Regions from separate parts of the Homo sapiens genome. Here region 1 is linked to region 2. The links are chromatin loops, found by intact Hi-C in ENCODE. Cell type or tissue: IMR-90. All regions are shown on one strand. Each heading gives the region's core, and the rest is flanking DNA. Links, peaks and the distances in the headings are about the cores only. Region 1 overlaps ATRNL1 (attractin like 1). Region 2 overlaps ATRNL1 (attractin like 1).

What was found. Hi-C counts contacts between places; a loop is a spot of excess contacts. Peaks named below come from ENCODE experiments on the same cell type or tissue, not always from the same donor. Only the 100,000 strongest peaks of a DNase experiment are listed, where the experiment ranks them.
Region 1: a loop joins it to region 2, with 7 times the contacts of the local background. A loop is called at or near these places in 2 of 110 quality-filtered maps.

The regions. Positions count from the first base shown.
Region 1 is chr10:115,940,582-115,951,617 of GRCh38, reverse strand. It overlaps ATRNL1 (attractin like 1), which reads right to left. Exons shown (of 29, transcript NM_207303.4): 29 at 2,619-6,960. The coding sequence ends at 6,839. Among named protein-coding and RNA genes, the nearest start is that of SNORD158, 250 kb to the left of the region's middle. In IMR-90, for the core only: a CTCF peak has its summit at 2,961; no DNase peak of the experiment used is centred there; H3K27ac peaks cover 1,602 bases.
Region 2 is chr10:115,821,358-115,832,393 of GRCh38, reverse strand. The region is part of intron 27 of ATRNL1 (attractin like 1); the gene reads right to left. Among named protein-coding and RNA genes, the nearest start is that of SNORD158, 370 kb to the left of the region's middle. In IMR-90, for the core only: a CTCF peak has its summit at 2,634 (motif pointing left); DNase peaks (open chromatin) are centred at 1,923, 2,663 and 4,983; H3K27ac peaks cover 184 bases.

The sequences.
Region 1 (11,036 bases), core at 1,573-9,572, 120 kb before region 2:
GGAAACAAGTTTCAAAGGAACTTGGAGATCTGACTCTCAGAAGGGAATAGTCTTGATAAGTAGCATATCCTGTTTGCCATTATCTATTTGTGTTGCAAGGTAATTCATTTCAGGTTGAAATCAAATTGCTTTAAGCTGAGCTGCTGTTTTTATTGGTGTCCTTCCAGCTGGCCTTCCCTTTTAAGTGCCATCGTATTTCAAACAAGCTGATCTAAAGGAAAAGATTTACTGCTGCCAACGTGCATTGTAACAAGGGAATGAAGATGTGCAAGACCTATTTTATGTTATTTATTTATATTTTAAATATTGGTAGAGGTATGAGAGAACTAGTCTGCCACTGAGGGAATGAGCTGACTAGTCAGCGAAGGGTTAGGAGAGGTGGGTGAAGATGAGAAAGAACATCTAACACAATTTGTTAGTATTTGCTATAAAACTGTCACTTAAAGTTGAGGAAGGTAATTTTAAAAATATGTAATAGATATTGTAAAAAATCTTGAAAAGCACAACTCTAAATCACCAGGCAACACATAGCATTGGTTCCGATTGCAGTTTAATTATTTGGGAACTGTGGCACATAGAAGCACTTTAGTATTACCCCAACAACAATAAAAAATCAAGGAAAAAATCAACGCTCATGATTCACTGAATTTAAACCTGGACCTTTTCATAGTAAAAGGAGAGAACATTTAACTATGATCTACTTATTTCAACAACAACAAAAACTCATCACAAAACCTACATGAGTTAGCATTTTTATCCCCGCTTACTCAGAAATTTAGATAACCGGCCCATGGCATTAAAAAAAAGAAAAAAAAAAACAACTCGGCATTTGAGTTAAAATTCGAGTATTTCTTCACACAGGACCTGTTCTAAGAAAACTTGTATGTCACTGGAAAGAACAAAATTTAAAATATCTTTGGGCAATAGAGGCTATAGAAACACAAAGAATTATAAAAGAATTTGCTCGGTAATGCTATTTTCCTAGGCAGATTTTCTAGAGTGAGATTTCCTGACTGTGCACACAGCCAGGCTAAAGAAACTCATGTTTAAACAACTATCTTCCCTGAGTGAATACCACTCAGGCCAGATACTACTTCTGCCAAAAATAACCAGAAAATGCCACTTCTGCCAAAAATAACCAGAAAATACCACTTCTGCCAAAAGTAACCAGAAAATACCACTTCTGCCAAAAATAACACGGGTTAAAGCTTTTGACGGTGAGAATATAGTGTTTCTGCAATGGTCTTTCAGGGGTTTGGTTTCTTGTTCAATTAAAACTACTCTGCACCCAATCCCTGAAGTGGGAGAAGGTTAGAATGGGGGTGGGGGGTGGGGGGTGTAGTTTACAGAAGCTCATTTAAAATTATACTGTTGTTTCATATTTGGAAAACAAAACAATAGTAGCTATTTTCATAGTAGGGCTGGAGAAGGTAAAGCTTGATAATCTCTTGGCTGCCATGGCCATGCCAGGTACCCTGATTCTAAACAAGCGAGGAAGCATGTAAGAATCTGGAGCAGGAATTGTGTGTTTACCAAAAGGGTTATAGGTTGGAGCTGAAAGAACGCCTATCACGCACATCCGCCACTCACAGGTGATTTCTCTGAGCAAATCCTTTTAGGCCAGAGAAAAGTCAGTTTTAAGCTAAACTTTCCAAATCTCCTTACAGCCACTGATCCACCATCAAAAAGCTGAAAAGGAGAGTGTGCAAGGCTTAGATATTCACAGAGCAGCTGCTGCTGTCTGTGGCGAGAGTCCACCCAACAGCCCTCTACCTACTTTGGGCGCATCTTCATCCAGGACCCTCGAAAAGCTTCTCTTTCTTCTCTGATGTTCCTGGGAGGCGGCAGCCAGGCTGGGCATGTTTCTCAAGGTTCGGTGGTCCTCTTCTTCCCAGCCCCTTCCTGGCCTGGCCTCTTGGAGGTGCGACGGGGAGGAGACCACCATTCCAACCTCTGGAGCACAGGCAGGGCCGGCCTCAGGGTTAGGCCTCAGGTCAGGGTCCTGGAAGAGCCTGCTTGAGGCCCTGAGCCCAGAAGGTATCCCAGGTGCTGGGCCCAGGTGGTGTGGGGGGAGGGGGTTGGAGAGAAGAGAGAAGTTTAGATCCTCCTTGGTTTTCTTCTCGGTGAGACCTTACAGAGGCCTAGCAGAGCAGTGCCACTGAAAGAAGGCTGGGCCCCAGATGGCCACATAAGGACCAAGCCCAGAGCTTACCAGAGAACCTGCAGGCTTTTCCCAGAAGAGTCAGCTATGCCAGAGCTGCCCTGGTCTCAGATAGCTGACTTTTATTCTAAGTAAGAGCAATTTCTATAACACATGTCCTGTGGCGTAGACCCTCATTATAGCTAGATTCTTAGCTGCTGGGCCTTGTGAGTTTTGCCTTTAATTCTCAGGAACATTCCAAGTGCTCAGCAAGCCCCTCACAGAGAACGTACAGGAAAGGTCAATGCAAATCTGGTGAAGAGAAAAAGAGGGGGAAATGTATTTTGAATGTCAAAATTCAATAACAAACTATATAATCACCTCTTCGATGGAGAGGGGCTTTTTCAAGTTCTCAGAGTGCTTTTTCCTGTGTGACCACGAAAGGATAAAACACAAACAAAAACAAAACAAAACTGCATTTGGCAGTGGGGGTTGGAAGAGCCAATGTTTTTATTTAATAAAGTCCTGATTAACAGCATATTATAACATAAAATGTTGGCTTTCTAAAACGGGCTTGAACTTTTACACAATCTTTTGAACACTGGCATGCACACCTGTGTACATATATACTGATAGGAGCTCTGGTTCTAATTCTTAATTTCAAAAAATTTTGATAAAACTAAAATGTTAAATGTACACTCTAATGAAATCACTGCTATAACTAACACCAACCAGATGGCTTGTATTCCTTGGAAAATTCTTTAAAGCATTTTGAATTAGAGTAATAACTTTGTTATTTAGAGAACTCCCTCTAATGGTCGATTAAAGGCAGCACTTTGACCCAATGCAGTGTTTCCCTAATTTGCCTAATGGTAAGAAGCACTGAGGAGCTTGTTAAGAGTACTGCTCTCCAGGGCCTACCCCAGTGTTTCTGAATCTAAATCTCTAGAGGTGAAAGTGGGAATCTGCCTGAACCCAAGCAATTCCTGTAATCAGGTAAGTTTCCAAGCTCACTCTAGTATACGGCAAATGGGTTTTGAAACTCGACATTTAAAAAGACCATAGGTGGGTAGAATTAGTTCATTTGGTCAGTTTTCATTTTACAATCTTTTTTAAATATAAGACACCTTTCAAATCATAGTTTTATGTTCACTGAGAAAAGATGTATCATGTATAACCACAAAATGTAAGCACTGACCCTGTCTTGCCTAGTTTGTACGTGAAAGGTGATCATTGATGCTCTTGTCTCAATGTCATCAGTCAGTAATTTTAAGAAAAACTCTCCTAAAACTATAGATTTAAGAAGAGTTTAAGTCTTTATTGACTAAATGTCAAAGTCGTTTTGTAGAAATCCCTATATCTTAGAAATACAGGAACTTAAGTTATTCAGGGAGTCTTTTTGAAAAACCTGATTGACCTTTACCTACGACCAAAAGATGGATGAAAATTAATAGGTGGATTCATAAAACAACTGGTAGAAAAAGAGTGGCCTGGTGTCCCCACGGTTGTTAATACCAGCTACGCTGCATCAAGGTCCCACTGTGGGAGCTTTCTGTGTGTTACCATCTAGCCTCGCAATGCCTCGAAAGGTGGGCACCATTACCGCCCTTTACAGATGGAAGGCTGAGGCTTCAAAGGTGAAACTTACCCAGCACCACACACCTGAAAGCTGGGTCCAGTGCCCGTTTTCCAGCCTGTGTGCCAGTGTGCACCCTAAATGACCTTATACCATGAACTGTAGCCATACAGTCACCTCTATCTTACTGCAGCTAAAAGAAGATGAGATGTTGGGAAGTACAGCAAGGATCAATTACCTTTTTAAATACGAACTATTTGAAGTTTTCCTACTGAACATAACACTATAGTATACGGCATCTCTGTGTATCACTAAAACAAATTTTCATTTAAAGAATTATGAGAATCCTAATCCTCTTAAAATTTATTAGCTGAATCTGTAAGTATGTGCAAATTCTTTTCCAATAGGAATTTTCTAGTTCAAATAGAATCCCCAGGTTAATTTTTAAAACTCCATTGTATTTAACCATTTTTTTTTCATACTTGGCAGAATAAAACATCCTAAAAATCTAAGGAATTTTTCAAAGTCATTCTAAACTGAAATGTTTAGAATTCCATTAAGGTTAGTTTTCAAGAGGATCAGCCATTTAACTGCGAAATTCTGGGAAAGTATCTGCATATTTGTGTGGTTTGATTTAAAAAAAATGAAAGCATCCAAATTTAAAGTGTCTGGAATGTAGGGGGAAAAACCAACAGATTCAAAGTGATTATCCTTGATCCTTGATGTCTTTTCAATCCACTTCACCTGAGGGCAAAGAATTTACTGCCAGTGAAAAGCTTTGATACGTTGAGAATTAATTGCATAATTAGCCACAGAGTTAGCAATATGTGGCCCAGAAAGGTATAGCATGACTTTAACTAAACATCACATTGTGTCTCATAATTCTCTACAATTTGAATTTTCAAGTTTTAAGAACCCAGTGGGATTTGAGGTGAATAAAACTTGATAATTCTTCCACAGTAATACTATCTGCTTAGCCTCCCTAAAAATATAGCTTATATAGATTTTACATCTAAATCTGTATGTTTTTGTATTTTTATTGTTATGCTTTCTCTTGTGACAATTGTTAGAGAAATACATTGGGCAATCACTTTTTAAAAAATGATTATATCTTTGTAATCATTAGTTTCATCAATTTATTTTTTCATGAGAGAAGTCAATATTTAGAGGGTCCAAAAGAAGCTAATAAAATTACTTGATTGTTTTTAGGAGATATTTACAAACTTAGCTCATTCCTTTAATGAGAGAGAAAATATCACAGGGAAGTAGAAACAACCAGTGGCCTCCCCCTCCAAAAAAACCCCACAGATTATAGATAAAATTACTAAAATTACTCTAAGAATTTGTCTTATTTTTAATGCATGGAAAATAGCAAAATTATCATGCCAACATGAGGAATATATACTATAATTCATAAATGCCTAATTATCAAAATAATGACATAGTCATGGTTAGATGCAACCTAGAAATCTTATATAAGATGCAACTACATATTGTATGATCATTCCTCTTATATATGACATTCAATCCTCATCAAATTCAGCTATGTATAAATGGCATTATGAAATAAACACTTAATATCACAATAGGGTCATAGTCTGCTACTGTACAACCATGGCATGCAAGTAACTATGCATTAGCTGTAAACAGTAAAGTGTCATAACCTTCCAGAAATCCAAAGAATGTGAAAAGTACATATATAGTACTAAACATCAATTGTATTTAAAGGACCTTCATATTTAACAAAGCTATATCATATACAGCAGCTTTGGAGATTTCTGTCACTGTTATACATATCTTGTCACCCTGAAGTGAGGAAACTGCAATTCCAAACTATATCTGTTAATGCTACTGAGCTTTAGTGAACTGTGGTCAGTATTAGGATGTAAATGATTCTGTGTTCTAATGTGAAGTATGTTTTATTTTTCCTTTCTGCCATAATTCAGAATTTTGAGTCACTAAGAGTGTGCTGACTGTGGGCAACCATGGACATATTTTCTAAACCACAGACTTTTTCTCAGGACATGGATGCGCTCGTGTTGGGAAGAAGACTCCTGTTGATGCTTGCCAGCCAGTGCTCTTCTCTACTTGTATTCTAGGTGGAACAGTTGGCAGGAAGGAACTCAGGTCATCTTGAGAGATGTCGCCTCTAAAATACATTTTGTAACATTTGTAAAAGGTAGTTAAAATCTAGCAGCTAGGAGAGGAAGGGCAAAGAAAGATCCATTCTTATAAAAATGCAGATGGATCATTTAGGTCTGATCCAATGATTCTTAGGCAATTAAAAATTATCATACTGGAGCAGAAGCTTGTATGCTGTAAAATAACCATTTCGGCTCTTTTCAGGTTGTGGTATTGGAGGCTGTTTTTGGAAGGAGGGGAACAACTGATCGCTGGACAGACTTTTCCATGCTCTATCAGCTCTGATAACGAGTTAGGTAGTTGGCATGGATGACAGGAATGTCCTCTACACTGAGCATTCTAATAAACCCCCTGTGAAGTTGCACAGAATGAGTTGAACTCATTCTGGTCTGCATTCTAGTTAGGCGGAAAGCTGTCACATTCTCAGACTGAGTTTGGACACGATATGGTCATATGAAATATTTAAATACATTACCTACATCCTACTACATCAAAATCTTGCCTTACCTTTACAACGAGATAAAAGAGCATTTAAAGCCATTGCAATGTGTTCATTCCCTGTTCATACACAGGTGATTCAAGTTTGCTTATGAGGCAAAAACTGTACAATTCTCATCATTCAGGCATTAAAAAATGTCTTTCTTTCAAGTCTTGGGATATAAACAGTTGATTTATATGAATTACATATTTTTCATCTTCATTAAGAAACAATATACATCTTTTTCCAGAGTAATTTAATGTTAGCTATAATAAGCCTAAGATAGTGGTAAAAACTGACTTTATCACCTGTGACCATCAATACTTTTATAAAACTCATGAACATTCTTTGGCCACCTGGGTCATTGTCCATTTGGAAGGAAACTGTACTCAGGCTCTGGATGATACAGAGATCTGCCTCCATAAAATCCAAGGCCATAGAACAGCTTTAACAGAAGCCCGAAGTAAAACAGTACAGAATATACAGGAGCGGTTTCCATTTCTCAGACACAAGTTCCTTGACGTGTTGAAAGGTGTTTTCGATTCCGGACTCCAGAAGTCTTATCTTTACTATCTGAAGCTTTCTGTTGTGAAATATCTATTAGGGCACTGGCAATTGCAAGGCCTGGAAGGAAAGAGAAAAGCATTTAAATGCTTGCTTAGACATTTCTGGGATGGCAACAGTGGTGGTGAAGGGCCCTGCTTTTTATTGCTTTTCATTTAGTCATCACACGTTTGGCTGTTAATGGAAGTTTTCAAGTAGTTTGCCCTTTACCTAAAATGTTTCTTGACTTGGGCATGTGAACTTCACCAAGGAAGAAGAAGAAAGATCTAAGAAAGTTAACTGACTCTGACTTGGAACAATCAAATCAGTGTTTGACAAATGATCACATTTAGTTGTGCATATGACCCTAAACCTTCCTCTCCATGTCTGAACACGAGTTTGCTGTGGAGGTACTAGAAATTTTAAATGTTACTATTTTTTTTTTTTTTTTTTAGGAACAAAACTAGTCATGTTAAGATTTTTAAAAACATTTCAAGCAGTTTTAGATTTACAGAAAAATTGAACCAATATTGAGATAAAATTACCAACTGAAGTCCATAATTTACATTAGGGTTTACTTTTTCTGTTGCATAGTTCCATTGGTTTTGACAAATGCATAATGCAGGGTATCCACCATTACAGTATCATACAAAATAGTTTCACTGCCCTAAAATACCCCCGCACTTCACCAATCTATCCCCCTTTCCCCAAGTCTCTGGCAACCACTGATCTTTCTTTAATGTCTCTGTAGTTCAGCCTTTTCCAGAATGTTGTATGGTTGGAATCACACAGTACGTAGCCTTTCAGACGGTCTCCTTTCACTTAGAAATATGTATTTAACGTACCTCCATCTCTTTTTTTCTTTTTGGCTTGATAACTCGTTTCCTTTTATTGCTGAATTATATTCCATTGTGCGGATGTGCCATAGTTTGTTTACGCATTCACTACTGAAGGACATCTTGATTGTCCTTGCTTCCAATTTTTGGTAATTGTGAATAAAGCTGTTAAAAACATCTGTGTGCAGGTTTTTATGTGAACATAACATTTCAATTCATAAGTACCTAGGAGCCTGATTGCTGGATAATATGGTAAGCTTATGTTTTAGTTTAGTTAAAAAAAAAAAAAGCCAAACTGTATTTCACAGTGGCTGTGCCATTTTGTATTTCCACCAGCAATGAATGAGAGTTCTTGTTGCTTCACAACCTCACCAGCATTTGTTGTTGTCAGTGTTTTAGGTGTTAGCCATTCTAATAGGTGTGTGGCAGTATCTTGCAGTTGTTTAAATTTGCAATTCTCTAATGACATATGATGCTGAGCACCTCTTGATATACTTCTTTGCCACATGTATACCTTCTTTAGTGAGGTGTCTGTTCAGATATTTTGCCTGTTTTTAATTGGGTTGTTTGTTGTCTTACTGTTGAGTTTTAAGAGTTCTTTGAAGATTTTGGATATCAGTTCTTTATCAGATATGTGTTTTGTAAATATTTTTTTCCCAGTCTATGGCTTGACTTTTCATTCTCATAAACTGTTTTAAAAATTACAAAAGCACTCCATGGATAGAGTTATGCTATGTACAAATGGACATGGAAGAAAGACCACTTGACATTTAGCTGACAAGCGTCTTAAGTACTAGAAAAGGACCTTGAGTATTATTGACCGAATGTGACCACAAATGCGGAGCTGTAGCTATCATAGGTAATTTAAGAAGCATATTGTTTAATTATGTTGATCTGCTTTGTTACATTGTTTGTCCAATGATGGACAGGAACACTTGGTAAGATGCTCAGGGATAGTAAAGATTTCATTAAATTTATAGGAGCCATGGCTCAACCAGATAATTTGGCTTATCATAGCTACATATGAGTCATTTTCATATCTGTTGAGTCCCATATAACTCTTGAGTAAAACCAAATGTATCAAATCACCATACTAAACCATGAGGCCAGATTGGCCTTGCTTAAGAAAAGGCCACAAAAGGACTTTTGGCTCATTTTCCTTTCTACAAGGTCTTGAAGACTTGACTTTGAATTGAGCTGACCTCTTCTCCACATGTTGCTCTTAGAGGAAGATCATTTTCAGATCTTATCCTACGTAGAATATCATTATTTTATTCCTGTGGGTCAGTTAATTCTGGGTAAGCTTCACATATTTCCTGGCAGGAACTGAATTCAGAGATTTATGGACAGAAAGAAATGACAGTAAAGGGATGTGAGCACTGTAAGAGGAAAGCAAACTAGCCTAGTGCAGTGTTGCGGGAGTCAAGGGAGGGCCAAGCCCAAGGAGTCTGTAAAAAGTGGCAAATGGGCCAGCAGGGTAAGGCCTGTGGCAAAGGCCATTAGACTTCCTCCAAGAAGATTCTGATGATCTTTGAGTCATTTCGGTATCTAACTGAGGATGGAAGCCTGAAAGTTAAACAACGAATGGAGTGACAGGAAGTACGGCCAGCAGACATAAGTTCCATGTTTAAGATGTTTAGCAATGGGAAGAGATAAGGAAGCTTATCTACATAACAGAATTAGCAGGGTCAGATGGAATTTATGTGGATGCATGGAATTATGTAAGTGCATTATTTAAAGGAAAAGGGAGCCTTGGATACATTTGAAAACAGAAGAGATTTGTGGAGAAGGAGAAATTTATGGTGTTAGCAAGGAAAGAAATTACAAAATTATAATAAGCTCTGGCTAAGCTGATAAATTTACAGATTTACCTTTTAAGGGTTGCTCTTAAGTAATTTGCTCTTTCAGGATATTAAATATCATCCTGAATGTTTTAGAGTTATTACAAGTTCAAAGTTTACATAAAAGCTGTTTTCTTGACCTTTGAAGAGCACGTGGGAACTTCTGAAGAGTCCAACATAGATGTTTTAAACACTTATTCTGCAGTAGTAAATAATTATTTCATTATTTGTTTAATTAATGGAGCTGAAGGACCTTGTTATTATTTTTAAAATTGCAGATTTTGGTGGTGCTAACTAAAAGTTCAAGCTGACTGTAAGTTTCCACTGATCTTCTGGCATACTTCTGTCATTATTTACAACTTCCTGCTATTTTATTCCTGGCACCAACTAATCCAGAGACAGCCAAATATGACAAATAATACATGTCTCCTTTAATGTGGACAGAGACCACTTACACTAATTTCAATGATCACAACATCCAAATATGAAATCATGTTATTCATTAAACTACTGCATGATGTAGTCCAAAGAAGCTCTGAAAAAATAATACTTTCCATTTACATGTGAATGCAAATGTTTTCATTACAGAAGATATAGCATCGGGAGAGGAGTAAGCAGCTTGAGTTGCCAAAACAGGAAATTCTACGCTAATCCAAAACTGCCACTGTATCGCTGTATTTCATGAAGTCCAGAACCTAACTGAAGCAATGTCTCTGACAACATGTCCTGGGTTTACTAATGATTCTGAAACTTGGAAACACATTCAGTTGAAAATCATAAATATTTCAGTTCTTAATTTACAAATAAAATTGCAAATCATGCTTATTTTTAATTTGACAGCTTTTTGTCATTTCTTATTAAAATGTAACAATCAACTGCATTTTCAGATCTGCATAAATGGCAATGTGTATGTAGAAAGGCTTGCACTTCTCTAGGCAGAGATATTTAAGTGTTCGCCGTGGTGCACTCACAGAGAACACTCAGGGCCATTTGCCCAAAGTCTTATCTGCCCATTTGATGGGCCAAACAATGTTTCATTTGGCTTAGGTCCTTTACTGGACCCCACGGCTTGTGGCCCATCATGAGTTATTCTTCTTTATAAACCTTGTAGTTTAATTATGAACAGGATAATAATCATAATAACTGCATTTATATGTGTGTGTGCCTTAAATATCAAGTTATTACTACTTTTGCATTTCTTCATGTTAAATATAAGGTGAACCTTAAAAACATCAGAAGTTGCTACGTTCTCTTTCAACCTACAAGAGAACCTAGATACAAGAATGAAAAAAAGAGACAAAGCCCCTATCTTATTGAATTCGATAGTGTGTATGGAAGACTCACTAAAAGAGAGAGAGAGAGAAGAGAGAGAGAGAGAGAGAGAGAGAGTAATCTCTGTCATTGCCTTTCAGCACACTTTGTTATTGTAAGGAATCTAATTTTCTTAACTGATGAAAAGAGAAGCCAAGTCAATAGCTTT
Region 2 (11,036 bases), core at 1,280-9,279:
TATGCTCTGCTTCTTGGTAACAGAAGCCAATCTTCCCACTTAGGTTGGTGGAGCCTCTGCAGGTGAGAAAAGGTGAGTGGCAGCTCCTGACCAAGATGAGGCCCACAAGGCAGGAGTCAACAGCACGAGTGAATGGTGGGAAAATCCTGGATTCCTCCCTATTTTACCTTGGCTATTTGATAGCTTTCTGACCCAGACTACAGTTTTAATTTGAAAAGTTCCCCTTTCTACAGAAACTAAACAGGTTTCAAAGCAGAAATATAAATTAATTTTGCCAATTCTGGCAACCAATAACCCTCAAATTTTCTATGACCTTAGCTTTTTCCCCCTTTATTTACCTCATAAAAGGGAAGTTAGGACATATTAATCCTGTAAATAGCTCCATATTTTCTGAGATCACTTCAGAAGAAGACTATTTGAATAAGATGAAATTACTATTTGTCGGGGAATTTAATTATACTCTTTTTCTTGGTGTTGGTTTTCAAGTTTCTTAATGCCTTTAGTTAATAGCAGGTAGCTATAGCAATTTTAAAGTATCTCTTTCAGTTATAACACTCTCTGTTGACTTTTTTAAAGCACCTAACAATTGACAAAGCTTTTTAAAAATCTCACTTGAAAAAAAAAAACTCACTTGACTCTTGCAGCTACTATGTGAGGTGGTGAGAGCAGCCTTTACTACCCAAACTTTACAAATGACAAAACTAAGGTTCTGAGAGTTAAGAGACTTGCTTGAGGACACAAAGTAGCTATGTCATGTTAGCCGGTGCAAGAAGTGAACATCTAAACACTGACTCCTGGGCTCTTGGTAATACAGGGAACACCTTTCCAATTGGTTTGCTTTCCACGCTCCGCTCCACCCTCACCCCGGCGTGCTTTTCACTGGGGGGATTTTCTCATGAGCTCAGGTGGGCTCTGGGCTGTATCATGCTCATCCATATGCACTCATCTATGAGATGCTCATTCCTCTTTATTAAGGAACTATGACAAATAAAATCTGTTAAAAAAAAGTTCTAGATCTCCAGTTCTCTCTCCTCAAATAGTTCTGTACACTCTTGCAAATATGAAAGATGTAAGATTGAGAGATTAAAGGGAAACACATACAAGGAAGGAGGCCGGGAGGTGCTAGGAGGGGAGAGGGGCGTGAACAGGCCTCCTCTGGCTTCCACATGCTCATTCTCTCCCGGGAGCAAAGAGTCAGTGACGCACTTAGGGAAAAGGGAAGCAAACCGGGAAATACCAACGAACCAACCAGCCCATCCGTGTTTCTGGAAGAACAAGGGCAGGTGGGAGCATTTATCTTAGGAAATTGCTTTTCTTGATTTTTTTTTCCAGAAAACGTGGAAAAATCTATGAAGAATGTGGGACAGGAAAGGGAGCAGAATACAAGAGAATGTATGTGGCTAAGGACTGGTGCTCACAGCCAAGGGATAAAAAGGCAAGGCCTGCTCTGTGTTGTAAAGCTGTAAAACTTTCCTTCTGCATACTTTCATATGAATTGGAGGAAAGTCACTCAGGCACTGAGGACTGATGGACAGAAATTAGCTGACATCAGAGAGGCCAATAAGTTATCTTAGCACAACTGGCCAAAGGCACATAGTTTTCCATGGGAAATGACCGCTGAGCTTTGGTTGAGGTTCCCCAAGAGGAAAAGCTCGATTGTGACAGCTTCTTCAATATGCTGCCAAATGCTTGTGGTTCCATCTGAAACCAACAGTGCAAAAACACTCACACCTCTGCACCTTTTATTTGAAAAGCAAGACATTTTCAGATACTGCTATATTTTCTAACAGAGGATCTACATCTGAACACACTTGAATTTTAGGAACTGGTAAACACAAACCCAATGTGAACTATCATCACGACTCATCCCAGCCAAGCAGATGGTCAGGCTAAAACCCCTAAAGCTTATTGCTACAAAGTCTTGGTAACAAGACAGTCATTCAATAAATGTTTATTGAGCATGGCCTATGTGCAAGATACTGTAGCCATGCCAGATTTCTTATTACTCAGTGTGCTGCTCCACATAATGAGGAGGTTGATCTTGCTGAATTTCTACTGAAGAGATGCATCAAATCTTACCTCAAAGGTTGCCAATGATCCATTTATAAAGAGCAAACAAGAATTTATTCTGGTTGTAATTTTTTTCCTACATATTCTTAGGTTATTTAGCCAGATGAATTAGTTTCTGCTAAAAACAAAAACAAAAACAAAAACCCAAAGCCCTTTGTTCACTTGTATATCCACAAACCAAATATTATTGAGATCCGCCAATGCACCAGGAACTGCATATATGCAGCTAGAACTGCAGACTTTGGCAGTATTAGGGCAGGAGAATTCTGTAGTAACAAAGGACTCTCTTGTTGCAGGTCTGCTGATGAGGTAATAGTAGCTAACACTTACTGCACTTACTGTAGAATAGAGTCAGACCCTACATTAAGTGTTTTGCACTGCACACACCAAGATAAAGATGAGTTCCTTTTATGCAATTAAAATTAGTCATGTAAAATCCCTAAAGAGTGGGGCTAAAAGGTGGCATTGCTGTGTTTGTAAATGCCTAAGGAACTCTTCTCCGGGCAGTCAGACAAGAGACAAAACCATGAAGAGTACATCTTCTAGGGCCATCTAGTGTTGATTTTTTTCTGCTTTAGCTCTTGGGGAGTCTCCAAAACCATAAAGGAAAAGAAAATCCCTTGATTTTGCAACTACTGAAGTGGAATTCCTTGGTGGCATAAGACAGAGAAGGTCTTGGAAAAGGGTATATCTTTTTTTGGCTTAAAAGTATATGCTAGCTCAGGAAGGGAAATGAGTTATAAATACCAAGGAGCACTGTGCTGCTCAGCTCGCATTGCAGATAAGGAATATTTTACTTTTTTTTTTTTTTTTGAAAAAGAAAATTTAAAAAGAAAGCCTGCTGAAATCTCCTGAAGAGACTGCAAAGTGGAAATTGACATAAGCTTGATCATGTAATACAGAATTAACCTTCCTAAAAAGTTGTTTTTATCTACCTATGTGTCTTACCCGCTTAAAATCTCTTTGCTCTCTTCCCTATAAAAACTCCAACCCAGTCATGGCTGGTCTGCTCTACTGGTCTTCCTCCTAACACTTCTGCTGCTCTCAACTCCTATCTGCCATAAATTTCCCTTTTCTTTTCCTAAAGTAGAAATAATCTGTAGAGATAAAGGATTATCTTCCTGTAGGTCTGGTCATTCAGTGCATTTTTTTTTCCCTCAAATGCTATGTGGCATATCACTCTTATGATAAAAATATTTTATAAATCTTCACTTATGGCTTTTGGTCTTCATGTGATATTTATGGAGGGAAATTCTACAGATAGGAAAACTGAAAAAAAGGGTGATTGTGAAATAATGCCCATCTGCAGAAGTTAGGACTCTTTATCTTGAATCCAAGGCCCTCTCCCCTAAAAATGCTATCAGCATGTAGACACCTTGAGGTTTCTAATGACATTGGGAATTTGGAGAGGGCTAATAATGGGACATTACATTTTTTAAAGAGGAATTTAGTAATGCTCTTTTAAATTTATTAGGAGACTCTTAGATTTGTCCTGCACAGGCTGATAAATGCATACTTATTTCACTACTCGCACAGACTAGATCGAGGTGGTGAAACTTGGCAGCCATTTAATAGACTATTATGAAGGTTAGATCTGCAAACAACTCCCCCTAGGCCACTGAAATAGTAATAAAATTTAGGGAGGTAAATATAATGATTATAATTTGAGCTTGTCTAAATAATACTGAATGTAAAACATTAATTAAATCCTGAGGAATTAGAAAACAACAACAAAAACAGGTAGACAACTACCACCATGCTGTGTACCAGAGTGAGAAGCAAACATTGTACTGTAGCTACCTGTCTATTTAAACCTTTCATTGCAATTGAAATATCCTTTAGAGTAAAATAACTGACAAGCCATGAAGAATCTCTGCTTTATTTCCTTGATTTCCATTTTCCACAGTGCCTTTCCACACAGCCTTAACAGCTGCAGGCAGTCTGCTCTTCCAAGCCTTGCATCAGGCTTGGTGTTTCTTTTCTTTTCTTTTCTTTTCTTTTTTTTTGAGACGGAGTTTTGCTCTTGTTGCCCAGGCTGGAGTGCAGTGGTGTGATTTCGGCTCACCGCAACCTCTGGCTCCCAGGTTCAAGTGATTCTCCTGCCTCAGCCTCCTGAGTAGCTGGGATTACAGGCATGCGCCACCACGCCTGGCTAATTTTGTATTTTTAGTAGAGACAAGGTTTCTCCATGTTGGTCAGGCTGGTATCGAACTCCAGACCTCAGGTGATCCGCCCACCTCGGTCTCCCAAAGTGCTGGGATTACAGGCGTGAGCCCCCGTGCCCGGCTTCAGGCTTGGTGTTTCTTGAAGCATTCATTCCATTCCATGTGAGTTGGGGCCTTTGTTAATGGATCTGCCCTCGGCTCCATTTGGACTGCTGCAGTTCTCTGTGGTCCACTTGTCTTGGGTGCTGAGCAAGAAGGAGCTCTGGGGTACTGCCTTCAGAGACAGCCCCACGGAAACATTCTTTAGCCATGATTTCATTGTGACCACTGCTTAAGGCTAGTCTATTTCATGCTCACTGAGTCCAGGAAAGCTCCCTTGTGTCAGTATTCGACAACTGCTTTTGTTCATATGTCATCTCTTACCTATGCCAACATGTGGCATGTGGAGCCAATCTGTTGACAAGGCAGCTCTCATCTCTTCTCTAAATTTCATATCTATCCCAGCCAGAAGTTTGGTACATCCATTAGGATGTTAGAATTCTTTTGTCCATATGAAGACTGAAACCCCCACCACATTATGTAATGTGTTCATGATGTGGTCATTCTTTTGGATAATCGTCAACATTAAAATCGACCAATATCCTGCCTGTGACCTCAAAGGGATTTAGACTGATGCAACACCACATGGGAAATTGTCTGAGACACCTTACGTCCTGCCAGCATTATCTGCTAAACTGGTATAGGCTTCATTAGTTAACACATCAATCATAGGCACTAATCATGCATATTTTAAACTGTGAAATCCCAGCACACAAGCCAATGTTATGACTGTTTTATCCAGAAACAGTTTGCAGGGGGTGTGGCCTGACTGAGCTGTAATACTTTGGCTCTTGCCTCATGGGTTTAGTTGTTTACAGTTTTTATAAAGCAATGAGTTAAAGTCAATGCTGTCGGACTTTCAGACGTTGGAGGCTCCCTCTGTGGCAGGGACACTGTCTTCTAGACCTCTGGCTTTGGGCATGTTAATGTTCTGTCACACAGCACAAGACGGCCAGCCATGATGTTCACTCCCATCCAGTTTTGCAAAGGAATCTGTCTGTGGGGAAACACATTTTGATAATATGTAGCTTTTTGATGTATGACACTTGAATGGAGGTGTCAGGAGACAGATTTCTAGGCAGACAGGGATGGGTCCCTGGTGAAACTTGACCTACAAGCCAAGGATCCTCTGAAGTCTGAAAACCAAACTACCAATTCCAGATAGAGTCCATGAACTAGAGTGAGAACTTCTATTCCTGTTACCCACTCTTTTTCAATTGGTTCTTTCTGAATAATGCTTTTTTATCATTTTTTAATCGAATGTTGCCTTTTCTAAGATTACCTACAGCCTGCGCTTCCTCATTCCAAATGCATAAAAAACCCCGGACTCAGCTTCACAGATGGCTACCCATTTTCAGGTGCCCACTCACTGTCGAGAGCTTTTCTTTTGCTCAATAAAATTCTATTCTGCCTTACTCGCTCTCCGGTGTCCGTGACTTCATTCCTCTTAGTCATGGGACAAGAACCCGGAATTTGCTGAACTGTGGGAGCAAAAAGAGCTCTAACACCCCTGCTCACCAGCTGCAGGAGGTGAGAGTAAAAGGGCTGTAACATTGTTTCCCATACGCCAAACTATGGGAGTGAAAAAGCTGCTGGGTGCCACTCCCTCCAGCTCACCGAGCTGCAGGCAGCTGGAGTAAAAAAGATGTAACCCTCCCTCTTGCTTGCTGAACAATGGGAGAGAAGATGCCACTGGCTGCCACTCCCTCCCGCCAAGCTATGGGAGCGAAGAAGGGAAGCCACTGGGTACCACTCCTTCCTGCTTGCCTAACTGTGGGAGCAAGAAAGCTGTGACAGAGGGTGCCAGTGTCCAGCAACCCAAGAGAAATTCAGAGGGAAACAGATTTGAAAAAAAAATGGGATAGTATATTGTTTGATCCATTTCCAAAAATATACTAGAGAACAGTCATAGCTAGCATGACCATCTATAGATTCCCCAGGAAACAGCTCTCCAAGGAGGTAGTTTTTATCATATGTGTATATTTCATGTGAGTTCACCCTTGCAAAAACTTCAAGATGTATGACACTAAATGACCAAAAGCTTAATTAATAAAAGCTAAAATCCCATGTCTACATATATAATACTAATTTCTATTTACAGCATTCATTCATTCAGCAGTGCACCATTGCGCTAGGCACTGAGCTTAACAGGTGGAATAGTTCAAGTGGGAAAGACCCTAAGGGAAAAAAAAGGTCACAATGCAACGATACATAGGCTATACAAGCTTGCACAGCTTGAATAACTATATGAAGTTGACTAACTGCTAGAGCCAGGAATCTTCCAGGAGAAGACAGCATTTGGCCAGAAAGCTGGGTCACAAAGGACTAGTATTTATTAATGTTTGGGAAGTCCAGAGAGAGTCTGGCATGCAGCTTGACATGGTTAAAACACACTGACGATTAACAGGAAAAGTTGAGAGATACAAATGGAGAGGCACAGTGTGGACAGATCTCAAAGGGTCTGTGTGCCATTTGTAGGCAAAGGATTTGTAACTTTAAGCATATTTTAGGTAACGAGATGCCATGTTGGGGGTGGGGGTGGCAGATCAGGGCAACTTTAAGCATGAGTGTACCAAGTTAATAATGTCTAAATATAGAAAGTCTATATACGCTAGGTCCTTTTTTATTATTATACATTAAGTTCTGGGATGCATGTGCAGAAGAACGTGCAGGTTTGTTCATAGGTATATACGTGTCATGTGGTTTGCTGTACCCATCAACCCGTCATCTACTTTAGGTATTTCTCCTAATGTTATCTCTCCCCTAGTCCCCCAACCCCCGACAGGCCCTGGTGTGAGATGTTCCCCTCTCTGCATCCTTGTGTTCTCATTGTTCAACTCCCACTCATGAGTGAGAACATGCGATGTTTGGTTTTCAGTTCCTGTGTTAGTTTGATGTTGAGAATGATGTTTCAGTTCCTGTGTTAGTTCCTGTGTTGAGAATGATGGTTTCCAGCTTCATCCATGTCCCTGCAAAGGACATGAACTCATCCTTTTTTATGACTGCATAGTATTCCATGGTGTATATGTGCCACATTTTCTTTATACAGTTTATCATTGATGGGCATTTGTGTTGGTTCCAAGTCTTTGCTATTGTGAACAGTGCTGCAATAAACATATGTGAGCATGTATCTTTATAGTAGAATGATTTAAACTCCTTTGGGAATATACCCAGTAATGAGATTGCTGATTCTAGATCCTTGAGGAATCACCACACTGTCTTCCACAATGGCTGAACTAATTTACACACCCACCAACAGTGTACAAGCGCTCCTATTTTCCACATCCTCTCCAGCATCTGACTTTTTAATGACTGCCATTCTAACCGGTGTGAGATGGTATCTCATTGTGGTTTTGATTTGCATTTCTCTAATCACCATAGATGATGAGCTTTTTTTCATATGTTTGTTGGCAGGATAAATGTCTTCTTTTGAGAAGTGTCTGTTCATATCCTTCGCCCACTTTTTGATGGGGTTTTTTTTTCTTGTAAGTTTCTTTAAGTTCCTTGTAGATTCTGGATCCTTTGTCAGATGGATAGATTGCAAAAATTTTCTCCCATTTTTGTAGGTTGCCTGTTCACTCTGATGATAGTTTCCTTTGCTGTGCAGAAACTCTTTAGTTTAATTAGATCCCATTTTCCAGTTTTGGTTTTTGTTGCCATTGCTTTTGGTGTTTTAGTCATGAAGTCCTTGCCCATGCCTATGTCCTGAATGGTATTGCCTAGGTTTTCTTCTAGGGTTTCTATGGTTTTAGGTCTTATGTTTAAGTCTTTAATCCATCTTGAGTTAATTTCTGTATAAGGTGTAAGGAAGGGGTTCAGTTTCAGTTTTCTGCACATGGCTAGCCAGTTTTCTCAACAACATTTATTAAATAGGGAATCCTTTCCCCATTGCTTGTTTTTGTCAGGTTTGTCAAACATCAGATGGTTGTAGAGGTGTGGCATTATTTCTGAGGCCTCTGTTCTGTTCCATTGGTCTACATATCTGTTTTGGTACCAGTATCATGCTGTTTTGGTTACTGTAGCCTTGTAGTATAGTTTGAAGTCAGGTAGTGTGATGCCTCCAGCTTTGTTCTTTTTGACTAGGATTGTCTTGGCTATATGGGATCTTTTTTGGTTCCATATGAAATTTAAAGCAGCTTTTTCTAATTCTGTGAAGAAAGTCAATGGCAACTTGATGGGGATGGCATTGAATCTACAAATTACTTTGGGCAGTATGGCCATATTCACAATATTGATTCTTCCTATCCATGAGCATGGAATGTTTTTCCATTTGTTTGTGTCCTCTCTTATTTCCTTGAGCAGTGGTTTGTCGTTCTCCTTGAAGAGGTCCTTCACGTCCTTTGTAAGTTGTATGCCTAGGTATTTCATTCTCTTTGTAGCAATTGTGAATGGGAATTCACTCATGATTTGGTTCTCTGTTTGTCTATTATTGGTGTATGGAATGCTTGTGAGTTTTGTACATTTATTTTGTATCTTGAGACTTTGCTGAAGTTGCTTATCAGCTTAAAGTGATTTTGGGCTGAGACAATGGGGTTTTCTAAATATACAATCATGTCATCTGCAAACGCAGACAATATGACTTCCTCTCTTCCGAATTGAATACCCTTTATTTCTTTCTCTTGCCTGATTGCCCTGGCCAGAACTTCCAATACTATGTTGAATAGGAGTGATGAGAGAAGGCATCCTTGTCTTGTGCCAGTTTTCAAAGGGAATGCTTCCAGCTTTTGCCCATTCAGTATGTTATTGGCTGTGGGTCTGTCATAAATATCTCTTATTATTTTGAGATATGTTCCATCAATACCTAGTTTATTGAGAGCTTTAAGCATGAAGGGATGTTGAATTTTGTCAAAGGTCTTTTTTGCATCTATTGAGATAATCATGTGGTTTTTGTCATTGGTTCTGTTTATGTGATGGATTTTATTGATTAGCGTATGTTGAACCAGACTTGCAGCCCAGGGATAAAGCTGACTTGATCGTGGTGAATAAGCTTTTTGATGTGCTGCTGGATTCGGTTTGCCAGTATTTTATGGAGGATTTTCGCATTGATGTTCATCAGGGATATTAGACTGAAATTTTCTTTTCTTGTTGTGTCTCTGCCAAGTTTTGGTATCAGGATAATGCTGGCCTCATAAAATGAGTTAGGGAGGAGTCCCCCTTTTTCTGTTGTTTGGAATAGTTACAGAAGGAATGGTACCAGCTCCTTTTTGTACCTCTGGTAGAATTCGGCTGTGAACCCATCTGGTCCTGGGCTTTTTTTGGTTGGTAGGCTATTAGTTACTGCCTCGATTTCAGAACTTGTTATTGGTCTATTCAGGGATTCGACTTCTTTCTGGTTTAGTCTTGGAAGGGTGTATGTGTCCAGGAATTTATCCATTTCTTCTAGATTTTCTAGTTTATTTGCATAGAGGTGTTTATAGTATTCTCTGATGGTAGTTTGTATTTCTGTGCGATCAGTGGTGATATTTCCTTTATCATTTTTTATTGTGTCTGTTTGATTCTTCTCTCCTTTCTTCTTTATTAGTCTGGCTAGTGGCCTATCTATTTTGTTAATCTTTTCAAAAAACCAGCTCCTGGATTCACTGATTTTTTTGAAGGGTTTTTCGTCTCTCTATCTCCTTCAGTTCTGCTCTGATCTTAGTTATTTCTTACCTTCTTCTAGCTTTTGAATTTGTTTGCTCTTGCTTCTCCAGTTCTTTTACTTGTGATGTTAGGGTGTTGATTTTAGATCTTTCCTGCTTTCTCCTGTGGGCATTTAGTGCTATAAATTTCCCTCTAGACACTGCTTTAGCTGTGTCCCAGAGATTCTGGTGTGTTGTGTTCTTGTTCTCATTGGTTTCAAAGAACTTATTTATTTCTGCCTTCATTTTGTTATTTACCCAGTAGTCATTCCAGAGCAGGTTGCTCAATTTCTATGTAGTTGTGCGGTTTTGAGTGAGTTTCTTAATCCTGAGTTCTTATTTGATTGCACTGTGGTCTAAGAGACTGTTTGTTATGATTTCCATTTTTTGCATTTGCTGAGGAGTGTTTTACTTCCAATTATGTGGTCAACTTTAGAATAAGTGTGATGTGGTGCTGAGTAGATTGTATATTCTGTTGATTTGGGGTGGAGAGTTCTGTAGATGTCTATTATCTCCGCTTGGTCCAGAGCTGAGTTCAAGTCCTGAATATCCTTGTTAATTTTCTGTCTTGTTGCTCTAACATTGACAGTGGGGTGTTAAAGTGTCCCACTATTATTGTGTGGGAGTCTAAGTCTCTTTGTAGGTCTCTAAGAATTTGCTTTATGAATCTGGGTGCTCCTGTATTCAGTGCACATATATTTAGGATAGTTAGCTCTTCTTGTTGCATTGATCCCTTTACCATCATATAATGCCCTTCTTTGTCTTTTTTGATCTTTGCTGGTTTAAAGTATGTTTTATCAGAGGCTAGGATTGCAACCCTTGCTTTTTTTGCTTTCCAACTTGGTAAATCTTCCTCCATCCCTTTATTTTGAGCCTATGTGTGTCTTTGCACATGAGATGGGTCTCCTGAATACAGCATACCAATGGGTCTTGACTCTTTATCCATCTTGCCAGTCTGTGTCTTTTAATTGGGGGCATTTGGCCCGTTTACACTTAAGGTTAATATTGTTATGTGGAAGCACTAAAAATGGAAAGGAAAAACCAGTACCAACCACCGCAAAAACATACCAAATTGTAAAGACCA